Regions from separate parts of the Homo sapiens genome. Here all the other regions are linked to region 1. A link is an interaction called in ENCODE POLR2A ChIA-PET data of the cell type or tissue named here. Cell type or tissue: HepG2. All regions are shown on one strand.

Evidence for each region. Peaks named below come from ENCODE experiments on the same cell type or tissue, not always from the same donor. Only the 100,000 strongest peaks of a DNase experiment are listed, where the experiment ranks them.
Region 2: POLR2A ChIA-PET joins it to region 1 with 11 read pairs; 15 of 35 experiments call an interaction of 5 or more read pairs at or near these places.
Region 3: POLR2A ChIA-PET joins it to region 1 with 19 read pairs; 3 of 35 experiments call an interaction of 5 or more read pairs at or near these places.

Annotation. Positions count from the first base shown.
Region 1 is chr12:75,663,146-75,671,145 of GRCh38, reverse strand. LOC105369844 (a long non-coding RNA gene) reads left to right here. Exons shown (of 16, transcript XR_007063375.1): 7 at 7,340-7,426. Among named protein-coding and RNA genes, the nearest start is that of KRR1, 160 kb to the right of the region's middle. In HepG2, no CTCF peak of the experiment used is centred here; DNase peaks (open chromatin) are centred at 4,095 and 4,655; H3K4me3 peaks cover 653 bases.
Region 2 is chr12:76,023,197-76,031,196 of GRCh38, reverse strand. PHLDA1 (pleckstrin homology like domain family A member 1) reads left to right here. Exons shown (of 2, transcript NM_007350.3): 1 at 1-687; 2 at 1,105-5,750. The coding sequence ends at 661. PHLDA1-AS1 (PHLDA1 antisense RNA 1) reads right to left here and starts at 703. Exons shown (of 2, transcript NR_186034.1): 1 at 603-703; 2 at 1-286. In HepG2, no CTCF peak of the experiment used is centred here; DNase peaks (open chromatin) are centred at 2,476, 4,226 and 6,044; H3K4me3 peaks cover 3,336 bases; H3K27me3 peaks cover 335 bases.
Region 3 is chr12:75,985,692-75,993,691 of GRCh38, reverse strand. No RefSeq gene overlaps it. Among named protein-coding and RNA genes, the nearest start is that of PHLDA1-AS1, 41 kb to the left of the region's middle. In HepG2, no CTCF peak of the experiment used is centred here; DNase peaks (open chromatin) are centred at 3,081, 7,181 and 7,491.

The DNA of each region.
Region 1 (8,000 bases):
CCTAAATGTGTCCCACTCGGTAGTGAAAGAAATTGTTTATCATCTGTTGTACATGCCCCATAATTCTCACCTCCATGTATTTGCTTATAAACATTCCATTGTGTATCTCTATATGCCCAACCTGCTTTTCAAGACCCAATTCAGTGCACTTCCACCATACATTCTTGATAGATCATCCCCAGCTATTCCCTGTAGTTTAGCATGTAGCTTCTACCTTGTTTTAATTATTTGTGAGCACATCTTACCTACCTGGACCAGTCTTCTCGAGGAGAGGTCTTTCTCTGATTGATAGTCCCAGCCTTTATATTTACTATAACAACAATAATTACAAAAAACAGACTCTTAATAAATATTTACTAAATAAATGCTTGAACTACAAATTAAAAGGTTTGTTACAAAAAAGATTTTGGGGAAAATGCAAATGTATCATTGGTCCTAAATTAAAGTAATTATTTCTTGCTTTGTAACAAATTATGACAAAATTTAGCGGCTTAAAACAACACACATTTATTATCTCGCTGTTTCTGTGGATCAGGAATACTGGCACGACTTAGCTGGATTCTCTGAGATAGAGTCCCTCGTAAGGCTGGAATCAATGTGTTGGTGAGAACTGAGCTCTCATCAGAAGGCTTGAGTGTGAAAGGCTGTTAGACTGAGGGCCTGAGTTCCTTGCTGTCTATTGGCTAGAGACTGTCTCCGTTTCTTGACACATGGGCTTTTCCAAAATCACAGCTTTTTTCATCAAAGCATACATGCTGAGAAAGCAATAGGGAGTCTGCTAACAGACTTGGCCAGAAAGCAATAGGGAGTCTGCTGACAGACTTGGCCAGAAAGCAATAGGGAGTCTGCTAACAGACTTGGCCAGGTGCGGTGGATCACACCTGTAATCCCAGCACTTTCAGAGGCCGAGGCAGGTGGATTATCTGAGGTCAGGAGTTCGAGATCAGCCTGACCAATATTGTGAAACCCCCGTCTCTACTAAAAATATAAAAATTAGGCCGGGCACGGTGGCTCATGCCTGTAATCCCAGCACTTTGGGAGGCTGAGGCGGGCGGATCATGAGGTCAGGAGATCGAGACCATCCTGGCTAACACGGTGAAACCCTATCTCTACTAAAAATACAAAAAAAAATTAGCCAGGCGTGATGGCAGGCGCCTGTAGTCCCAGCTACTCGGGAGGCTGAGGCAGGAGAATGGTGTGAATCCGGGAGGCGGAGCTTGCAGTGAGCCGAGATCGCGGCACTACACTCCAGCCTGGACGACAGAGCGAGACTTCGTCTAAAAAAAAAAAAAAAATATATATATATATATATATATATATATATATATATATATATATATATATATAAATTAGCCAGGCGGGGTGGCGGGTGCCTGTAATCCCAGCTCCTCAGGAGGCTGAGACAGGAGAATTGCTTGAACCCAGGAGGCAGAGGTTGCAGTGAGCCTAGATTGAGCCACTGCAACCAGCCTAGGCGACAGAGCAAGACTCTGTCTCAAAATAAATAAGTAAATAAAAAGACAGAAGTCACAATCATGTAACCTAATTATGGAAGCGACATCCCACCTACCTTTGCCATATTCTGTTGGCTAGGAGTAAGTCATAGGTCCTACTCATATTCAAGTGGAGAATATTACACAACTACGTAAATGTGAGGAGGTGGAGATCAGTGGGGACTGCCTTACAAGGTTTCTTGCATACCATGCTTTTTAAGAGTTCTTTGTCTTTCCTTACACTGTAACTTGCCTTGTATCAAACTTCTGAGTTTACAAAGCATGTCAATTATTTGAGGCTTAGATCAAGTGCTAGCTTCTAGTAAGATCTTCCTTGATTGTACATGTTGAGGTTAATTTCTCCTTTGATTGTATTATCCATAATACTTTGTACCCTTTTTCATGAATTAGATTTTATTTTGAATTCTTTAGGATAAATATGGTCAGCTTGCCTTTACCTGCCATAATTGCTTTCCTTATAGCAGGAGGAAAAGCATACAACATTAAGATTAGCACATTTCTTTCTTTCTTTCTTTCTTTTTTTTTTTTTTTTTGAGACAGAGTCTCACTCTGTCACCAAGGCTGGAGTGTAGTGGCAGGATCTCGGCTCACTGCAACCTCCACCTCCTGGGTTTAAGGAATTCTCGTGCCTCAGCCTCCTGAGTAGCTGGGATTATAGCATGCGCCACCACGCCCGGCTAATTTTTTTGTATTTTCAGTAGAGACGGGGTTTCACCTTGTTGGCCAGGCTGGTCTCACACTCCTGACCTCAAATGATCCACCCACCTTAGCCTCCTAAAGTGTTGGGATTACAGGCATGAGCCACCCCTCCTGGTCAGCAAGTTTATTTTCTAAAGTCTATGTCTCTTGACAATGAATAATACTACAGCTTGAGTGAAAAGATAATAGATAATGAGTGATAAGTTTCAAAGAATCTACTAGATCTGAACCAATATTGTCAATTATCTTATAACATTTAAGATTAAAAGAAATAACCCACAAGAGACATCTGGCACAGTGCCTGCATACAATGGTAGTTCATTCAAGGATTGATGCAGTTGTCACCTTCTTTTTAAATTTTCTTTTCCCCGCATCTTAGCACCCTCTTTTTATATAAACTGTTTGAAAATGCTGCTTGAGGTCCGGGCATGGTGGCTCACACTTGTAATCTCCGCCCTTTGGGAGGCCAAGGTGGGTGGATCACCTGAGGTCAGGAGTTCAAGACCAGCCTGACCAACATGGCGAAATCCCGTCTCTACTAAAAATACAAAAATTAGCCAGGTATGGTGGCGCATGCCTGTAGTCCCAGCTACTTAGGAGGCTGAGTGGGGAGAATCACTTGAACCCAAGAGGCGGAGGTTGCATTGAGCCAAGATTGTGCCATTGCACTCCAGCCTGGGCAACAAGAGTGAAACTCCATCTCAAAAAAAAAAAAAAAAAATGCTGCTTGAACTATAATACCAGGATTAAAATCACTTATTTAATTATTTAGTGTATTCAAACAATTATTGAGTATTTTCTAATGCCATTACAGACACAGACATTAGAGATACAGCAAGAAAAAAATTGAAAAAAGTAACTTTTCTTCTATTGGAGCTTGTATTAGGTTGGTGCAGAGGTAACTGTGGTTCTTGCCATGGAAAGTAGTGGGAAAAACTGCAATTACTTTGCACCAACCTAATATTTTAGTTAGGGGAGACTGATAATAAGCAAGTATGGCAGATAGTGATAAGTACTATAAAGAAAAATAAAGTGAGGAAGGGGATAAAATGATGAAGTGGGTACTATTAATATTTTGTACAGGATGATGAACTGGTATTTGAGCATGAACCTGAAGAAGTGAGAGATTAAGCTATGTGAATATCTGATAGAAGAGCGTTCCAGAAAGAGAGAAGAACAAATACAAAGGCTTTATAGAGGGAGCGTGATTGTGTTGGAGGAACGAGGAAACCAGCTGATGAGGAACCATTGAAAGTTCTCAGCAGAATAATACAGTCTGATAAATATTTCTAAAGGATCACTGCAGCTGTTGTATAATAAGTAGACTGTAGGAGGCAGGGATATAAGCAGAGAGACCAGTAAGTAAGCTACTGCACTATTCCAGGTTAGAGGTGATCAAGGTTTGAAGTAGAACCAATAGAATTTGTTGACTGATTGGATATGGGCTGTAAGAGAAAGATGATGTTACTATTATCTGAGATGGGAAAGACTTTGGGAGGAGCTGGTTCAGCAGGGGGAAAGATCAGTAATTTAGTTTTGGATATGCTAAGTTTGAGATGCCTATTGAACATTGAAATTGAGATGTCAAGTGGGAGGTTAGCACTATAGAGTTCAGGAGAGAGGTTGTGTTCTGAAAATATAGATTTGGGAGTCATCAGTATGTGGATAGTACCTAAGAAATCAATAACTGAATGAAGACAGAGAAGAGAAGGTCCTAGGGCTGAGCTCTGCAGCTCCACAGTGATGAGAAGGCCTCTTTCATCTGGAATGCTGCATCCTGTTTCACTGATTCTTTGGCAGAGCTACAAACCTTTTTTCTCCAGAATAGGACTCACCGCCTACTCAATCTGCTGAAGGGAGGCACTTTATCCTAGAAAAGCAGAAACAAAGTATGGTGAGAAGCAGCCTGATGTGTAATCCTTAACCGAGGGGATCTGTAAACACCTTTCTAAACTAAATTATGCAGAGTTTCTGTGAGATTTCTGTAGATCAGCATCAGGGTCTGGGGGCCCCTACAGGATGGTTGAAATGGAAATGAGCCCCGATCCGTCTTTTGGGGTCAAAGGGGTCATCCTGTCAGCTGAACTCCTTCCTCTTCACTTTTCACTGGTAGAATTTCAGAAAACTAAAAATTGTAGATAATAAAAAGGTTTAAAAGTAGCAATAAAACAATAAAAAAGAACAGTTAAATAAAGATAAAATGATACAAGAAACTAGGTTACATAAATGAACCCAACCCCTCCCTGCCACCAAAAAAAAAAAAAAAAAAAAAAAAAAAAGCAGAAGGCAGCAAGCAAACCATGAGGTAAGAACAACTAAGATAAAGGAAAATCTGAAACTAAAGGTCAGAGAGAATAAAAGAATAATCCAAACAAGCTAAAGTGATAGAAAAGAGAGTAAACAATGATTTCAAAGTCCAGGAGGTTAACTAGTCAATATTGACTAAATTAAAAATCAGTAGCACAAGTTCCAAAGATCAACTGAGAGAGTCTCTTTAGCTAAGGCCCAAAAGCCGCAAATAAGTTTTTTCTTCTGTGGCCTGGGATCCACGGGCAGCTGTCCCCTCAGCAGGTTAGGGGCCTGACTTTCACTCCGCACCTCTTCTCTCTGATTCTGGTATCTTCTCTCCTGGGTTCAGTTGCAGACAGGCTCCTGAGTCTCTACCACAGGAATGTCTGTGCTAGCCATCTTTCTCAGCTGTGACTCTACCCTCTGGCTGTTACTGATAGAGGAGAGGGAAGCACTTGGCCCAAGTTGGATCAATCAGAGTCTCTTTTTTGAAATCTGGATTTGTTATCAAGACTCACTCATTTAGGGATGGCCTCTTTAATCATAATATTAAATAATTAATATTTGTTGAAGATTTATGTGGTGAACATTGATCTTTATATGTGTTTTCCAACTAAATTTTTAAGAACCTTATGAAATCAGTATTATTATTGAAGAGGAAACTGAGGCCCAAGAGGTTAAATGACTTTCCCAGTGTCACACAGCCTGTAGATGGTAGAATTAGGATTTAAACTCACCTCTGTCTGACTCTGGAGCCTGTTCTTAGCCTCATGTAATAGTGCCTCTTTTGAAGAAAGGAGATATAAACTTGGAAACTGTGGGATCACTGTCTTTTGTCCACCACGTGAACAGAGAGCAAAGAATGAATTGACGTTTAAATATATAGAGGAGCTGCAATGGACTGAATGTTTATGTCCTCCTAAAATTCATATGTTAAAATCGTAACCTCAAGATGATGTTATTTGAAGGTGGGGCCTCTGGGATATGATTATGTCATTACAGTGGAGCCCTCCCTAATGGGATAAGTGCCCTTATAAAAGGGACCCCAGAGAAACCCCTTGTCCCTTACCCCATGTGAAATTACAGCTATCTATGAAAAAGGGAGTGCTCACCAGACATCAAATCTGCAATGCCTTGACCTGGGATTCTTAACCTCCAGAACTGTGAGAAATAAATTACTGTTGTTTATAAGCCACCCAGTCTGTGGTATTTTGTCATAGCAGCCTGAATGGACTAAGATAGCAATCAAGATGAGAAAGGGAAATTCCTAAGCTTCTCCTTTGAGTTTGGGCTCCGTTTCTACTACCACGCATTGTGAGCCACCCCTGCTTTTCCATAATATATTCCTTCCCACATTTTTTTTTTTTTTTGAGATGGAGTTTTGCTCTTGTTGCCCAGGCTGGAGTGCAATGACATGATCTTGGCTCACTGCAACCTCTGACTCCTGGGTTCAAGCGATTCTCCTGCCTCAGCCTCGCAAGTAGCTGAGATTACAGGCATGTGTCACCATGCCTGGCTAATTTTGTATTTTTAACAGAGACAGGCTTTGTGCATGTTGGTCAAGCTGATCTCAAACTCCCGACCTCAGGTGATCCACCCGCCTCAGCCTCCCAAAGTGCTGGGAATACAGGCATAAGCCACCACACCTGGTATTTCCCCTTTTTGTTTTAAACTAATTCAGTTATATTTCTGGAACTTGCAACCACGAATCCTAACTAGTATTGATGTGAGTTATGGAGGACCTCAAAGCTCCAAGCTTCCCTTATAAGCCAGGCTTCTTTTGATTGCTAAAAAATAGTGGCCTCTTGGATTTGGCTCTCGATCTTTTTTCTCTGCTACCCACTTTCTAAACTGTAGCTTCTTTGAGTACAAGGATAATTAATAGGTCTTTTTTGTGCTCCTAAAACACTAGATGTTTTGCAAATGCTAGGTCTCAATAAATTCTTGTTTAGATAAGTTAATTCATATGATTATGTATTTCCTTACACAAACGTGACACCTTCCTAAAGTAAACTTGGGAATGATTAAAAGGCTATCTTTCTAGAATGAAAAGGTCACATGTTACATGATTTTATTTATATAAAATATCCAGAATAGGTACATCTATAGAGACTGAAAACAAACATTTGCCAGGGACTGGAGAGAGGGGAGAATGGAGGAACTGCACAATGGGTCCAGGGTTGTATTTCGAGGTAACGAAGATGTTTTGCAACTATATAGAGGTCATGATTATACAACACGTGAATGTAATAAATCGGTCTGAATTGTTCAGTTTATAATGGTTGATTTTTGTTATGTGAATTTCATCTCAATTATAAAAATATTAACAAATTTCTATTTTCTGAAAAAAAAGTTACCTTCCATGTAGGTGGTAATCATCTGGGCTTGAGCTTATTGGTTTGAGGATGGTAGGTCAATTCTGGGCATGGGAGCAGGGCACTCCCTGACCATTGTCATGTTACAATGATTCCTTCATCTGAAATATAGGAGTCAGAGAACTCTTCACAAGAAGAGCATGGCACAGCAAGGCTTACTTTGTTCTATTCCCACAAGATAATCTATGTGAATTATAACCAAGGATTCGAAGAGAATGAGGCTGTTCTTACAGGATTCGTGAAGTCTCTAGAAGTTTTATGGGTTTGCTATTTTGTAATATCTCTATTGGCTAGTCAAAGCACACCTCATAGTTCCCTAAGTGGGAAAGGAAATATACATGTTTTTGTCACCACTGGAAATCATCCGAGATATAAAATGGGAGGTAAGTTGACGTCAAGGAAGGATCCAATTGTGTGTTCAATGCTTGAAAATGGCAATCTTCTGTCTATTGGCCCTTCTAGGATGAAGATAGCCCGAAAACTTGCCTGGAAGTTTAACAACAACAGAGGAGAGCTCCTTTATCATCAAAAGCCAAGAAAGCAATGCAGGTGATGACTTAATGTCATCTTACATAAAATATAAAGAGACTTTCTAGGAAAACCCTACTTTTGGATGCTTGTCTCTTAGAGTTCTAAACTTTTCACCCATTTAATTATAATAGGAATTATTTATTACTTTTTGAAACTTATGTGGAAAAAGGACCATCCCTGATTTGGGGACCAAAATTCTCCTACAGTTATTCCCTTGTTAGTGTTCTTGGAAATTCCTTATTTACAAAGTTCAGGTGGCTTCTAATTTCTGGCCAAGCTCAGATTTATGAAAGAAAATAATCAAGATGAAGCATAGATTCTTAGAAATAGAAAGCATGCAACTTCCTTCTTTTTGGGAAAGGATCCAGAAAATGAGGTTCAGAGAGGTTGACAGGCTTTTGCTGGAGCAGAAGAGAAATAATGGCCAGAAATGTCCACTTTGTGGGTCTTGATGCCACAATGCCCTAGTAGATCATGGAGCCCAGAACTTGGGTCTCTTGGTACTAGATTTTTTTTGCCTGTTTTAATTGGGAGGAAATGAAAATATTTGAGAGGCTTAATGTCATCTTTACTATTTTAAAAAGCACAGTTT
Region 2 (8,000 bases), 360 kb before region 1:
CCCGCCCAAGCAGCTGCAACACCAGCAGCAGCAGCAGCAACAGCAGCAGCAGCAGCAGCAACAACAGCCCGGGCAGGGGCCGGCCGAGCCGTCCCAACCCAGTGGCCCCGCTGTCGCCAGCCTCGAGCCGCCGGTCAAGCTCAAGGAACTGCACTTCTCCAACATGAAGACCGTGGACTGTGTGGAGCGCAAGGGCAAGTACATGTACTTCACTGTGGTGATGGCAGAGGGCAAGGAGATCGACTTTCGGTGCCCGCAAGACCAGGGCTGGAACGCCGAGATCACGCTGCAGATGGTGCAGTACAAGAATCGTCAGGCCATCCTGGCGGTCAAATCCACGCGGCAGAAGCAGCAGCACCTGGTCCAGCAGCAGCCCCCCTCGCAGCCGCAGCCGCAGCCGCAGCTCCAGCCCCAACCCCAGCCTCAGCCTCAGCCGCAACCCCAGCCCCAATCACAACCCCAGCCTCAGCCCCAACCCAAGCCTCAGCCCCAGCAGCTCCACCCGTATCCGCATCCACATCCACATCCACACTCTCATCCTCACTCGCACCCACACCCTCACCCGCACCCGCATCCGCACCAAATACCGCACCCACACCCACAGCCGCACTCGCAGCCGCACGGGCACCGGCTTCTCCGCAGCACCTCCAACTCTGCCTGAAAGGGGCAGCTCCCGGGCAAGACAAGGTAAGGTCCCGGCACTCGCGCTCCCGAGGAGTGGGTCTCGGGGGTAGTGAGTTGGGAGGAGTAGGAAGCTTGTTCACAGGTTCGGCTCCTGTATGGAGAAATCAAAACTCATACCAAGTTTCTGGGGCAATGGAAGAAACAGAAACAAGCTGGGGCCAGGAGAGCTGGGCAGAGAGGGGAGGCTGGGGAGATCCGGGCCAGGCAGGGGGCCTCGCGGACCGCGCCCGCGCCCGCGCCCATCACGACCGTCCTTGTCCCGTGGTGCGTCCCCCAGCCCCACTTGACTATATGTTTGGGCAGTTGAGGGAAACACCACGGTGTCTTTCTGAGCCCGCTTTGTCAGGCGGACTGGCCCGAACAGAACTGGTCTCGGAGGGTTCTTAGCCACCTACTTCACTCGGTGTCATTTCTTTCCAGGTTTTGAGGACTTGAGGAAGTGGGACGAGCACATTTCTATTGTCTTCACTTGGATCAAAAGCAAAACAGTCTCTCCGCCCCGCACCAGATCAAGTAGTTTGGACATCACCCTACTGAAAACTTGCGATTCTTCTTAGTTTTCTGCATACTTTTCATCACGATGCAGGAAACGATTTCGAGTCAAGAAGACTTTTATTTATGAACCTTTGAAAGGATCGTCTTGTATGGTGAATTTTCTAGGAGCGATGATGTACTGTAATTTTATTTTAATGTATTTTGATTTATGATTATTTATTAGTTTTTTTTTAAATGCTTGTTCTAAGACATTTCTGAATGTAGACCATTTTCCAAAAAGGAAACTTTATTTTCAAAAACCTAATCCGTAGTAATTCCTAATCTTGGAGAATAAAAAAGGGCGGTGGAGGGGAAAACATTAAGAATTTATTCATTATTTCTCGAGTACTTTCAGAAAGTCTGACACTTTCATTGTTGTGCCAGCTGGTTGAAATTAAAACTCTGATATTACTTTTTTTGAGGATTTTTATTTTTGTTTTTGCTTAAACATATAGTTTGTCTAGAAGTTTAAAAAGCTAAAAGTTAAAAATGGTGTAATTATGAAAATCTAACACTCAAGATAGTTTCTAAAAGGAAATCAGTAGTTAAGGATACCTGATTTCAAAATATTTAAAGCATAACCTAACTGATGGTAGGATGATTGTATCTTGAATATGTGGTAGGGCCACATCTATTGTAGGAAAACCTTGCTTTTATCATCTGTGTGTAAAGGGCTTAATAAGGAGAAGAGGCCTTTTGACTGATTTGTGAGTATAAATGCATTTGCTGTTTCATTTCAAAAATGTTGTGGAGGAAAAGAGTACATTTAACTTGTATAAGAGAATATTTGTACTCCTGTCCAGGCTGCAGGACCTTTCTTCGAGAGCTTTGCACACTTGACTTGAACCACATTTTCTGATCCCTTTACTTTGTTTTAGAAGCACACTGAAAAATCTCGTTGTTTAAAGTACAATTTGTAAATATTTCAAAGGTCTAGGAGTCATAACTTTTGTTTTCATACTGAAAATGATGTTGATCAGAGAAACCAACTGTTTTGCTTTTCATTGCTCTGTGAGAAATTTGAGGATTCTGTTTTGCTGTTAGGTAAGCTAAACTCAGAAATTGAAAAGGAAAAGACTGGATAAACACAGGATTTTCAGTAAGAAAACAACCCCAGTCTTGTCTTAGAAGCCACTTGTTGAGGAGTCTGTTGGGGGAAAAAAGAGGATATGCTTTTAAAGGTAGAACAAACCTTCTTCTGTGTTAAATCAAAAGGATGTTCAAAATCCACCAGGACAGATGCTACTTGGGTTTAAATGGAGCCATAGATGATACAAAGTCCTCTTGGGGCTGAAAATCACTTCCTATTTGCATGGCTTTACTAACTGGTTTCTGTTTTCCATTATCTTTTTCACAGAAAGTCTTGGTCAGTATTTTTCCAGCATTTAAATTGAAACGGTCAGTATTAGACCACTGCTAGGTTATGTAGTCAAGAAATAAAAATAGAATTACATGCTACAGATGTCTTTATTCTCCTTCCATCTAGAAAGGAGTTCCAAGGTCAAATTACTTTTTAGTGCAATAGTTAAATGACATTTTGAGATCATAACTCATATCCAAAAAGTTGCAGGGAAAATTAAAATAGCTTTCCCCTATTAAGCTAATGGCAAACAAAACTTAAGTGGACCCCCACTTCCAGTGGTTGTTTAGGTTGCAGTTGTGAAAATATGCTGCCAACATTTAAAAACTTGTTTCATATGTATATATGTATACACATATATGAATATGTATGTATATATACATATATGAGAACATGTGTGTACACATATATGAATATGTATATATGTGTATGTATGTATATATGTATATGAAATGAGAGCCACATCTAAAGATTTCTTAAATCAAGTTTGGTTCAGCTTCCTTAGAACTGTGGCTGTACTTTTTGAGGAGTACCTCATAGTACTATATTTTTAATGCATGCAAATCATAATAGCTCCAAATGAACCACAGTTTTTTCCCAATGGAGGATTTTTTTTTAATTCTTGTACTAAAAAAAAAAAATCCATACCAAATATTTTTACAAATTAAGATTGATGTAGGTTTTAAAAAAGGCATTTGTATGTTGTTAGCTTACATATGGGGCTAGGTAATTTCATTGCTTAAAAAGATGCGCCTAGGCTCCCTCTTGGTGGCTGGATTTCTTTTTCTTCGCCCGTGGTGGCCATGGTTCTTAATAGGGCCACCGGAATCATGGTTTCTTTTTTTTTTTTTTTTTTTGAGATGGAGTCTCGCCCTGTGACCCAGGCTGGAGTGCAGTGGCACGATCTCGGCTCACTGCAACCTCTGCCTCCTGGGTTCACGCCATTCTCCTGTCTCAGCCTCCTGAGTAGCTGGGACTACAGGTGAATGCCACCACGCCCGGCTGATTTTTGTATTTTTAGTAGAGATGGGGTTTCACCATAGTGGTCAGGCTGTTCTCGAACTCCTGACCTCAGGTGATCCACCTGCCTTGGCCTCCCAAAGTGCTAGGATTACAGGTGTGAGCCACCACACCCGGCCCCAGAATAATGGTTTCTTGACTTTCTGTAGCCCTTGTTCCTTAGTCTGCTGTGATATTTATGTTGACCTTTATCATTTTCTATTCTGAACCCCTCTTAGCATTTAATGTGAAATCTAAGAAATTAGAAGTAGAATGGCTTTTATTGTTTTGACACCTTTGAAATTATTATTAATAATTTTTCCAGAGCAAAAAAGCAAACACGCTCAATAAGACTAAACAAAACAAAATATAAATGTACATCATTTAATGTCCCAGTGGCTCTATTCTACCTGTAAGAAAATGATACAAAACCACCTAAGATATTTTGAAGCCTGACAAATCAGCTTCATGGAAAAAGGTAAAAAATGCATTTTTCAACCGAAAGGGCAGATCCAATAGAAGACCCGCTCCTTAAATAAACATAAAATGTAAAAAGTTGGAAAATTAAGAGTAATGTTCCATCTGGAAACTGAACTTTTGTCCTTGAACTTGTGTTGGCACCAAGCCTCATACACAGTGAGCTCAATAACTGTTGGGACAAAGGAAGGAAGGACAAAATGTGTAACTTCCCAGCATCTGGGAGATGCTGTCTCTTGCCTCACTGAGTGTTCCTTTTCTTTGCTCTCATGTCATTCCCTGAGAACAATGAATTCTGGGACAGGCTAAACATCATGATGAAGTTTCTTAAACAGACTTTCTTAGTGGAAATCCATTTAGATCTGGGTGTGCTCTATGGGGAGTGCTGACGTCAAAGAGCAAATGTCTATAAGGGGCCCTTTTAAAATGAACATTTTCCTCATTGAGCAAGCTGGGATTCTCTAATGTAGAAATCAAGCCATCTTTATAATTTCACTTCAGATGTTTATGTTTTTGTTTTTTTTGTCTCCAATGATGGTAAAAATAAAAACTACGCATTACTTAAAGGAGTTTCCCTCACATGTAAACACTGTTAGGAAGTCTGGATTAAGTTGAAAGTCCTGTTTTAACTTTTTTTCTCTCATATACCAAACACTCTGTATTTCTCTTAAAGAAGCCCTTTAAGAGAAAGCCCTAATTTTATATCTGACAGTAAAGTTTGCTGCAAGTGTATGAGTTCAAACACATCCCTTGTTTTCTGTCCCTAGGGGAAAAGTCATGTAGTTTTAGCTTGGCTCCAGTGTTAATATTATATTCAGTAGCAGCCTTAGAAGAGTGGTCTAAGACTTGAACCTGGAGCAATTTTATAGCACAGAATCCTACGAAGATAGGACTGTGAACATTTGTTTTCTTTTTCGTGTGTGTCAAACTAACTGGTTTTTGCTTTACCAATAAAATGTCCTCGGCAGAGTAAATTTTAAACGTGAAAATTATAGATCTTGATATTGAATCCATCAGTGATTCAAGAGATACACCTATTTGCCTAAAACAACCTAAGATGTATTGGTTATGGAATCATGTGTTGGATAGGTTCTTAAGACCTGTTTCCTCAAATCTTGACACAGTTTTCAAGGGTGGCTTATTGACTTGCACGGTTGGGCAGATAATCCAGATTTACCTAAGATTGGGTAAAAAAGTCATCTGTGACTTTGCTGGCAGGGCATTTGCTAAGTGGAGTACAGGATCTAAAAGGGTTTTCTTAGAAAGGGCAATATTGTCCAATGAAGTAAGCAGAAGGACTCTGGGTTAGAAGCATCTGCACAAAAACTGGTGAGACCTACTCTCCACTGCTCTGCAGCTGGATGGCTGATGGCAGGCTGAGCAGTGGGGAAGCAGGTTTTAACAACAGGGAGTCCTTCCAGGTCACTGTATATTGAGAAGAAACATAAAACTATTGTCTGTTACATTCCGAGGTCAGCCTTCTTCTTAACGTTTTATAATATGCAAATGCCAGCTTCTGGAAAGCAAGTATCATCATGTACCAAATGCTTTATACACCATCACATTCATGAATTTTTTAGCATGGTCAGAACTTGTGTAAATATGTCTCTTAGATGATTTTGGGGAGATGTGATTTATTTTTCATATTTTCAAAATGCATTTCATTTCAAATAAAGTTATCTATTGAGACAACCGACCTGTGGACCTTTTGAAGGCCTTGTTCAACTGGCACATGCATTGTGTGTTCCTGTGAAACAGAGATTCTGAATTGCTTGGGCATTCTGGGAAAAAAAAAGACCATTTTTGAGGTTGGGAATTCATCTTTTAAAAAATTCACTGGGAATTTGGAATATGAAAATTCGCTCAGGTATGTTGGTGAAAAAATTAGCTTTCAGAATGCTAATGAACTTTAATTGAATTTTCCATAGTTTCCCAGAGGACCAGAAACAGTTCCTAGTGAATCAGCTCAACAGCAATACCCTCTTGAGTCCCAGAGGTAGTCTAGTTCTCTTATGTCTCTTGGGAGGGTAAAGCTTTGTCTCTGAGTCATCCTTCAAACGGTATTCATAGACCTTCCTATTTTGTGTTGAAAGCAGAAGAGGGACTTGATTCTTTAAAGAAAAATAGCATAACTTTATTCTTACAATCTCCACTGGCATCTAAAAGCCTTTAAATCTCAAAAGACTTTAAAATAGGAAACTTGAAGGCATTTTTTTGTATCCCTTATGCCTTAGCATAGTCATGCATTGACAGCTTTACTACTCTAGTTTTTTTGTTTTGTTTTTTTTTTTAAAGAAAAAATGTGAGAAGACAAATTACTATCATGCTGAGGGGACTTCAGGGACACGGTGTGAAATAAATGTGTGTAGTAGGTGGTAGCCCAGGATTGGTAAGAGCCAGGATTTGAGAGTCATAGTACACGGGTTCAAGTCCCAGTTTCACAATTATTAGCTGTGTAGATCTTGAATTACTTAAACTCTTGGAAACTCAGTTGTTTCCTTTTCTGTAAAATGGAGTTTATAAAGGTACTTATTTTAGGGTGGTTGAGGAGATTTAATAAGTTAGGATACATAAAATTACTTAGAGCAGTGCCTGGCATCACTATGAAAGGAAGCTCCTTGCATTAGGACAGATAAACAGGTGGGGAATCATTATAGCCATATGAATATATAATATATGGTATTCTGAAGCTAGGCATTGTATTTTCTGAGATCTCAGCACTTATTTATTTATTTAAAACATAGTGTTGCTTTGTTGCCCAGGCTGGAGCACAGTAGCGCCATCTTGGCTCACTGCAATCTCCACCTCCAGGGTTCAGTTCTCCCACATCAGCCTCCTGAGTAGCTGGGATTACAGGCGTGTGCCACCACAATGGCTAATTTTCGTATTTGTAGTAGAGACGGGGTTTCATCATGTCGCCCAATCTGGTCTTGAACTCTTGACCACAAGTGATCCAGCTGCCTCGGCATCCCAAAGTGCTGGGATTACAGGTGTGAGCCACCATGCCTGGCCTCAGCACTTCTTTTTCAACGGTAAGAACAGTATAGTTGACCACATCCTTGTATTCAACTTTGAAAAAAGAGAAAAATACATTATAGAAATACTATTTACAATTTTATTATTATCATTATTTCTTTGGAGACGGAGTTTTACTCTGTCGCCCAGACTCTGAGATGCGGTGGCACAATCTCGACTCACTGCAACCTCCGCCTCCTGGGTTCAAGCTATTCTCCTGCTTCAGCTTCCCGAGTAGCTGGGATTACAGGCCCACACCACCACGCCTGTATTTTTGTATTTTTAGTAGAGACGGGGTTTCAGCATGTTGGCCAGGCTGGTCTCGAACTCCCGACCTCAGGTGATCTGCCTGCCTCAGCCTCCCAAAGTGCTGGGATTACAAGCATGAACCACCGCACCTGGCCAATTTTTATTATTTTTTAGAGACATGGTCTTGCTCTGTTGCCCAGACTGGAGTTCATTGGTGTGATCATAGCTCACTGCAGCCTGGAACTCCTGGGCTCAAGCATCCTCCCACCTTAGCCTCCCAAAGTCCCAGGATTACAGGGATCAGCCACCATGCCTGCAAGCACTACCATTTTAATGACAATTTTCATTTGCTTATTACTTTCCAGTCTTGGTCCACATGCTCATGTATTTTAAGTTATTTATAAATTATTCTATCAAAATAGTCCATATGTGGGTGTGGTGTTCTGCCCAGATTGCCACTTCAGGACAGAGAGGGCATTCAGTCACCATATGTGGAAGTGTTGGTGGCTATCATGTTCTCAGCAAGTCCTTTCCCTGAGGACCCACCTTGTCCTAGAACACACCCCCTCCTTGGGGGTAACCTGCATCCTGTGATGGGTCTATGGGGAGTAGATGAAGGCCAGGCCAACGGTAAAGGATCATCCCAGCTGCAGAGCTGCCTGTGGAATTGGCAGAGGCCTAT
Region 3 (8,000 bases), 320 kb before region 1:
GATTTTGGTAACATCCTACTTCTGTGCCAAAGCTGAATAAGAAGCAGTTAATGTGGTTAGTATTTAAAACTAAATTCAATTAATTGTTAGCAGATGCAAGATTGATTGGAGTGGGAGATAGTGGGAGGAGGGAAATAGAATACCTTTCAGATTTAAAAAAAGCCTATTCATGAACATTTAATAGCAAGCTGCTATGGAAACTTCTGAAAATTTTTTTGTTTGTTTTAATAAATTATGGGAATTCTACTTTGCTGTGAGGGAGATGGGAAGCAAAAGTTGTTCAGAGGAATCTTCAAAGGGCAAATGAGCCTTTTCTTTGATAATTTTGTCTCAGATAAAGTTGCTTCAAAGAAGACTGCATGCAAGAAGAGTGTTTGATGCTAACGTGCTCTGAGCCCCTTTAATGCCAAAGTTCTGGGAAAGGCTCAGGATGAGTGGTATTTTTACCATCTCTTGGTACTATTCTAGTGAAACTAAACAGTAATTTTTTTTTTTTTTTTTTTTTTAACACAGAGTTCTGCTCTTGTTGCCCAGGCTGGAGTGTAGTGACATGGTCTTGGCTCAGTGCAACCTCTGCCTCCTGGGTTCAAGTTATTCTCCTGCCTCACCCTCCTGAGTAGCTGGGATTACAGGTGCCTGCTACCATGCCCAGCTAATTTTTCTATTTTTAGTAGAGGCAGGGTTTCACCATATTGGCCAGGCTGCTCTCGAGCTCCTGATCTCAGGTGATCCACCCGCCTCAGCCTCCCAAAGTGCTGAGGTTACAGGTGTGAGCCACTGCACCTGCCCTAAACAGTGATTAAAAACAGCAAAGTGTCAATGAGTGAGGATCTACATTTATATTTATCTTTTGCTATAATTTAAAATTATATGCACATGATGGAAGGAATGTAAGAGTGCAGCACTGTGAAAAACCATATGATGGTTCATCAAAACATTAAACATAGAATTACCATATGAGGCTGGGTGCGGTGGGTCATGCCTGTAATGCCAGCACTTTGGGAGGCTGAGGCGGGTGGATCACCTGAGGTCAGGAGTTCGAAACCAGCCTGGCCAACATGGTAAAAACCCCTTCTCTACTAAAACTACAAAAAATTAGCTGGGTGTGGTGGAGTGTGCCTGTAATCCCAGTGAGTCAGGAGGCTGAGGCAGGAGAATCGTTCGAACCCGGGAGGCGGAGGTTGTAGTGAGCCAAGATCATGCCACTGTGCTCCAGCCTGGGAGACAGAGTGAGACTGTCTCAAAAAAAAAAAAAAAATTACCATATGAACCAGCAATTCCATTTCTGGGTATATACACAAAAGAATTGAAAGCAAGGACTTGAATCGATATTTGTACGCCAATGTTCACAGCAGCATTATTTGCAATAGCTCAAAGGTGGAAACAACCCAGATGTCCATCAACAGATGAATGGATGACAATGTGATATATACATACAATAGAATATTATGTAGCCTTAAGAAGAAATGAAGTTCTGACATATGCTACAACAGGGATGAACCTTGAAGACATTATGCCAAGTGAAATAAGCCAGACACAAAAGGACAAATATTGTATGATTCCACTTATGTGAGGTTCCTACAGTAGTCAAATTCCTAGAGACAGAAATCGAATCGTGGTGGCAGGGGAGAGTGGGGAGTTGCTTTTCAATGTATAGAATTTCAGTCTGGGAAGATGACAAAGTTCTAGAGATGGATGGTGGTGATGGTTGCACAACAAGCTGATTGTGTTTAATGCCACTGAACGGGACACTTAGACATGGTTAAAATGGTAAGTTTGATATTACATATATTTTACCACAATAAAAATCCCCAGACATTTCACATAAAAGATACCTATGCTTATGCAATTAATTTTTTTCCCTTGAATAAAGCGCTCAATATAAAGCATGACTGAGACGAAAAAGTGTTTCTTCCAATTCAATCAAGCATTCATTTGCGAATCCTAGCTAATTTGATTACAGTGCCAAGTAAAGCAGTGGTTGCTATCATTCAGGATAAAGAAGCCTGGGGAATTTAGCCTTGCAAGCCTAAATCTAGAAGAGATAAGGTAGAAAGTGCAGCATCTTCACCTATATTTAATATATTTATGGATTTACTTGTGGGTTGAGGGTATTTTAGGTGAGTGGAAAACAATGGGCAAAGGCATGCATGCAGGAATAAGTATATGGTGGGAAGGGTAGGGAGTTGAGGGAGGGAGGTGGGGTAAGGGACAGTGAAAAAGCCATCCCATTCAAAGGGGAGGTTACATGACAGCAAGTAGTGAGATAAAATCGTGGATTGTGTGAGGTGAAACTACAGGGGGAGTTCCTAGTACACGATGTACTAGGAATCCATGGTAGGTTCTTATTCTGGTTTTATGTGCACTGCATATGTCAAAATACAAATCCTTTCTAATTTTTTTTTTTTTTTTTTTTTTTGAGAAGGAGTTTTGCTCTGTCACCCAGGCTGAAGTGAAGTGACATAATCTTGGCTTACTGCAACCTCTGTCCCCAAGGTTCAAGCAATTCTCCTGCCTCAGACTCCCAAGTAGCTGGGATTACAGGTGTGTGCCACCACACCTGGCTAATTTTTGTATTTTTAGTAGAGATGGGGGTTTTGCCATGTTGACCAGGCTGGTCTCGAACTCTTGACCTCAGGTGATCCACCCGCCTCAACCTCCCAAAGTGCTGGGATTACAGAAGTGAGCCACCGCATCTGGCCCTTCTCTAATGTTGAGTCTGCATTTTTCAGAGAAGAGGAAAAGATGTGTCCTTTAGCCTTTAGAATTTCTAATCTTTTTTAACAGGGTTCTGCTACATCGTGCAAAGATACTTTCAAATGCAAAGCTCTGTGCATGGAAAAATGAAGCAACTGCAAAGAAGGCAAATTATATTTGCAGAGCACACAATGACTACACTCCTGTGATATTAGAAAATGACAAAACTGATAACTGAGTTCTTGAAATACATTCTTGTGACAAACTACGCCATTTCTAGTTATCTGATTTGCTTTTCTTGAAAGCTAAAGTGAAGGTCACAATGTATTGACTTGTGGCATAAATATAAACGTTTCCTTCAATTTTTCTTCTGACATCATCCACTAGCTGGAGAACATGGAGACTTTTTGTTTGATTTGGAGAAGGCAGTGTATTTACCAATGGCTGAAGAGTGATTAAGAAATAATGTAACTTCAAAGAGTGTGTGGAGAGAGGCCTAGATAAAGATTGCATGGATCTCTTCTAGATACTATGGAAAGTTGACTTAGGTTAAATTTGAACAAGTCCTGTTGGAAAGGTCATTGAAAGTTAAGAATAGGCTCAAGTGTCTCTGGTGTTATAAAAACATTGTCTACAATGGTAGTCCCTTGCATTGCTTAAGAGGCTTGAGTCTATTGTCAGGATCTTGTATAATATTGTGAATGTGCCGCCTGGGATCATGAAAAGGTCTTAAGCTTCTTTCAAATGCCTGTGAAGTAGGAGCAAACATTTTTCATATACTGCAGTTATTAAAGATAGAGTGATCCATTCAAGTGTGATCAACAAATATTATTAACAAAGGGAAAGAAGATGTCAAAGACACTGGTTCTACATGGATAGGTTATATGTTGGATAAAATTATCGTTAATTTTCAGGGATTCCTGAAACCAGGCTCAATCAGATTCTTTCTTTATGGCTGATGAAAAGCTACGTGATTTAGTCTTGGGAGGGTGTATGTGTCCAGGAATTTATCCATTTCTTCTAGATTTTCTAGTTTATTTGTGTAGAGGTGTTTATAGTATTCTCTGGTGGTAGTTTGTATTTCTGTGGGATCTGTGGTGATATCCCCTTTATCATTTTTTATTGTGTCTATTTGATTCTTCTTTCTTTTCTTCTTTATTAGTCTGGCTAGCGGTCTATTTTGTTAATCTTTTCAAAAAACCAGCTCCTGGATTCATTGTTTTTTGTTTGTTGGTTTGTTTGCTTGTTTGTTTGTTTGTTTTTTGAGATAGAGTTTTGCTCTTATTGCCCAGGCTAGAGTGCAATGGCGCGATCTTGGCTCACTGCATCCTCTGCCTCCTGGGTTCAAGCGATTCTCCTGCCTCAGACTCCCGAGTAGCTGGGATTACAGGTATGTGCCACTATGCCCAGCTAATTTTGTGTTTTTAGTAGAAACGGGGTTTCTTCATGTTGGTCAGGCTGATCTTGAACTCCCAACCTTAGGTGATCTGCCTGCCTCAGCCTCCCAAAGTGCTGGGATTACAGGCGTGAGCCACCGCGCCTGGAGATTTATTGATTTTTTGAAGGGTTTTCGTGTCTCTCTCTCCTTCAGTTCTGCTCTGATCTTAGTTATTTTTTGTCTTCTGCTAGCTTTTGATTTACTCTTGCTTCTCTAGTTCTTTTAATTGTGATGTTAGGGTGTCGATTTTAGATCTTTCCCACTTTCTCCTATAGCCATTTAGTGTTAAAAGTTTCCCTCTAAACACTGCTTTAGCTGTGTCCCAGAGATTCTGGTACATTGTGTTTTTGTTCTCACTGGTTTCAAAGAGCTTATTTATTTCTGCCTTAATTTCATTATTTACCCAGTAGTCATTCAGGAACAGGTTGTTCAGTTTCCATGTAGTTGTGGGGTTTTGAGTGAATTTTTAATCCTGAGTTCTAATTTGATTGTGCTGTGGTCTGAGAGACTGTTTGTTATGATTTCCTTTCTTTTGCATTTGCTGAGGAATGTTTTACTTCCAATTATGTGGTCAATTTTAGAATAAGTGCGATGTGATGCTGAGAAGAATGTATATTCTGTTGATTTGGGGTGGAGAGTTCTGTAGATGTCTATTAAGTTTGCTTGGCCTCAGAGATAACACCACACATCTACAACCATCTGATCTTCGACAAACCTGACAAAAACAAGAAATGGGAAAAGGATTCCCTATTTAATAAATGGTGCTGGGAAAACTGGTTAGCCATATGCGGAAAACAGAAACTGGAGCCCTTCCTTACACTTTATACAAAAATTAACTCAAGATGGATTAAAGACTTAAACGTAAAACCTAAAACCATAAAAACCCTAGAGGAAAACCTAGGCAATACCATTCAGGACATAGGCATGGCCAAAGACTTCATGACTAAAACACCAAAAGCAATGGCAACAAAAGCTAACATTGCCAAGTGGGATCTAATTAAACTAAAGAGCTTCTGCACAGCAAAGGAAACTATCATCAGAATGAACAGGCAACCTACAGAATGGGAGAAAATTTTTGCAATGTATCCATCTGACAAAGGGCTAATATCTAGAATCTACAAGGAACTTAAACAAATTTACAAGAAAAAAACAACCCCATCAAAAAGTGGGCGAAGGACATGAACAGACACTTCTCAAAAGAAGAAATTTATGTGGGCAACAAACACATGAAAAAAGCTCATCATCACTGGTCATTAGAGAAATGCAAATCAAAACCACAATGAGATACCATCTCACGCCAGTTAGAATGGCGATCATTAAAAAGTCAGGAAACAACAGATGCTGGTGAGGATGTGGAGAAACAGGAACACTTTAACACTGTTTGTGGGAGTGTAAATTAGTTCAACCATTGTGGAAGAGACAGCATGGCGATTCCTCAAGGATCTAGAACCAGAAATACCATTTGGCCCAGCAATCCCATTACTGGGTATATACCCAAAGGATTATAAATCATTCTGCTATAAAGACACATGCATACATATGTTTATTGCAGCACTGTTCACAATAGCAAAGACTTGCAACCAACCCAAATGCCCATCAATGATAGACTGGATAAAGAAAATGTGACACATATACACCATGGAATAGTATGCAGCCATAAAAAAGGATGAGTTCATGTCCTTTGCCGGGACATGGCTGAAGCTGGAAACCATCATTCATAGCAAACTAATACAGGAACAGAAAACCAAACACAGCATGTTCTTACTCATAAGTGGGAGTTGAACAATGATACACAGGGAGGGGAACATCACACACTGGGGCCTGTCATGGGGTGGGAGGCTAGGGGAGGGATAGCTTTAGGAGAAATACCTAATGTAGATGATGAGTTGATGGGTGCAGCAAAACACCATGGCACGTGTATACCTAGGCAATAAACCTGCATGTTCTGCACATGTATCCCAGAACTTAAAATATATATATATATATATATATATGTAAAGCTACATGAATTTTGGTAGTGCAGAAAAGGGCCAAACTATAGTTTCCATTTCCAGCAAAGCCACAGAAAATGTCAAAGTGTAGGAAGCCCAGCTTTCTGTGTAGCCCAGCTAAAAGTGCTTTGCCAAAAAGTAAAGAACCAGAAGGGAAAACATTTTCTTTACTTCTCAGACTATTGTTGCTGTGTAGACCCCTACTATCCAATATGGTAGCTACCACCCATTTGTGGCTAATAAGCAATTGAAATGACACTAAATCTGCACTGAGATGCTCTATGAGTATAAAGTACATACCAGATTTCAAAAACTTAGTACAAAAAAGAAAAAGGAATGTAGAATAACTTATAAATGATTTTTAATATTGATTTCATATTTAAATGATGTTTTGGGTATATTGGGTTAAAACTAAATAACTAAAATTAATTTCACCTGTTTCTGTTTATAATTTAATGTGTCTAGTAGAAAATTTAAATTATATAAGCAGCTGGCCTAATTTTCTATTAGGCAGCACTGATGTAGGTGGTGCCACATTGACTTTAAGCACAATAACATTTTTCACTAATGCACTTCATTCTGCCAGCACAGACAGAAGTCTAAACTCCGTTAAAAGTAGGAATCAGTCTTTTTAACCCCTAAATTATTGCCTTAAAAACGAACTGCTTTATCTTACAGAGGTCTTCAGAAATACCCAATGCAGTTATATTTTTTACACTTTCTTTTGCATTTGTTTAATTATTTTTTCAGCGTGCTGTCGTAATGATAACTTTCTATTCTTTGGAAAAATTAGATCAGATGATTAAATCCCCTTCTGAGCATTTAGAAGGGGGTAGCCAAAGAAAGCTGATTTGAATACAGGGAATAAACAGTAATTAAACTGTAAATGTTGATTTCCTTTTGAAGTCCACTGGCGTGTTTGGTGTGAATAAAGAGTACATTGTCAGTTATTATTCCTGCTGCCACAGTTATGGCAGATGAGAATCGTTGAAAGGCTAAGTTAAATTGGGGAGTTTCCCAGGGCTGCTGTACTGAGACTGCCTTTGTTTATATTAAAGCCTGAATTTTCCCCCAACCTCAAACAGTACACATCGATTTTTTCAATAAAATCTGAGAGTTTTTTTCTTTTCCTTTCAAACTCATCTGCTGTGCTGTATTCTGGAGAGGAGTTTTAAGACCTGGAAACGTGGCTTATTGTAGGAAACTAAAAAAGATTTATTTATTTCGCTGTGCATTTTTTTGAAGATTTTAAAACAGTAATCTCAACCTCAGCTGTTTCTTAGACTCAGGTGACGAGGTTTGAAAACTTCCAGGGTCCAGGGTGCATGCCAGTCAATTATGTTAGAAACGCTGGGATAGGGCTAGGGATCAGTAATTGTTAACCACCCCCAGGTGATTGCAGTGAGTTGCTGAGGCTGAGAACCACTTCTGCATTAACAGTCTAAGGAACACCTGTGTCCACCAGTTTTTCCCAGAAGCACTCAAGGAACCCGGCTTGCAGTATGCACAAGAGTTAAGTTTCTAGACGACTTTTTTCCTCCCTCTGATGGAAAATTAGAGGGGCAGTACATTGGTTCACTCTGAAACACATAACAATGTATACTTTTCTCACGCTCTAATATAAACACCGAAGAGACTTTGATGATTATAAAACTGACACAAGTTCAATAATTACTTGAGCTCATTTTATTCAGGATATGTGAGCTAGGCTGTTTGTCTTTTAAAGCCACACACACAATAAACACACATATACACATACAGAATCGAAGTATATTCTGCCAATATGTTTTCACAAGTTATTACATCAGCAATTTCAGCTGGATTCTAGAGGACATTTTCGGCAGGGTGAGTATAGTAGGCATTGTACTGAATTA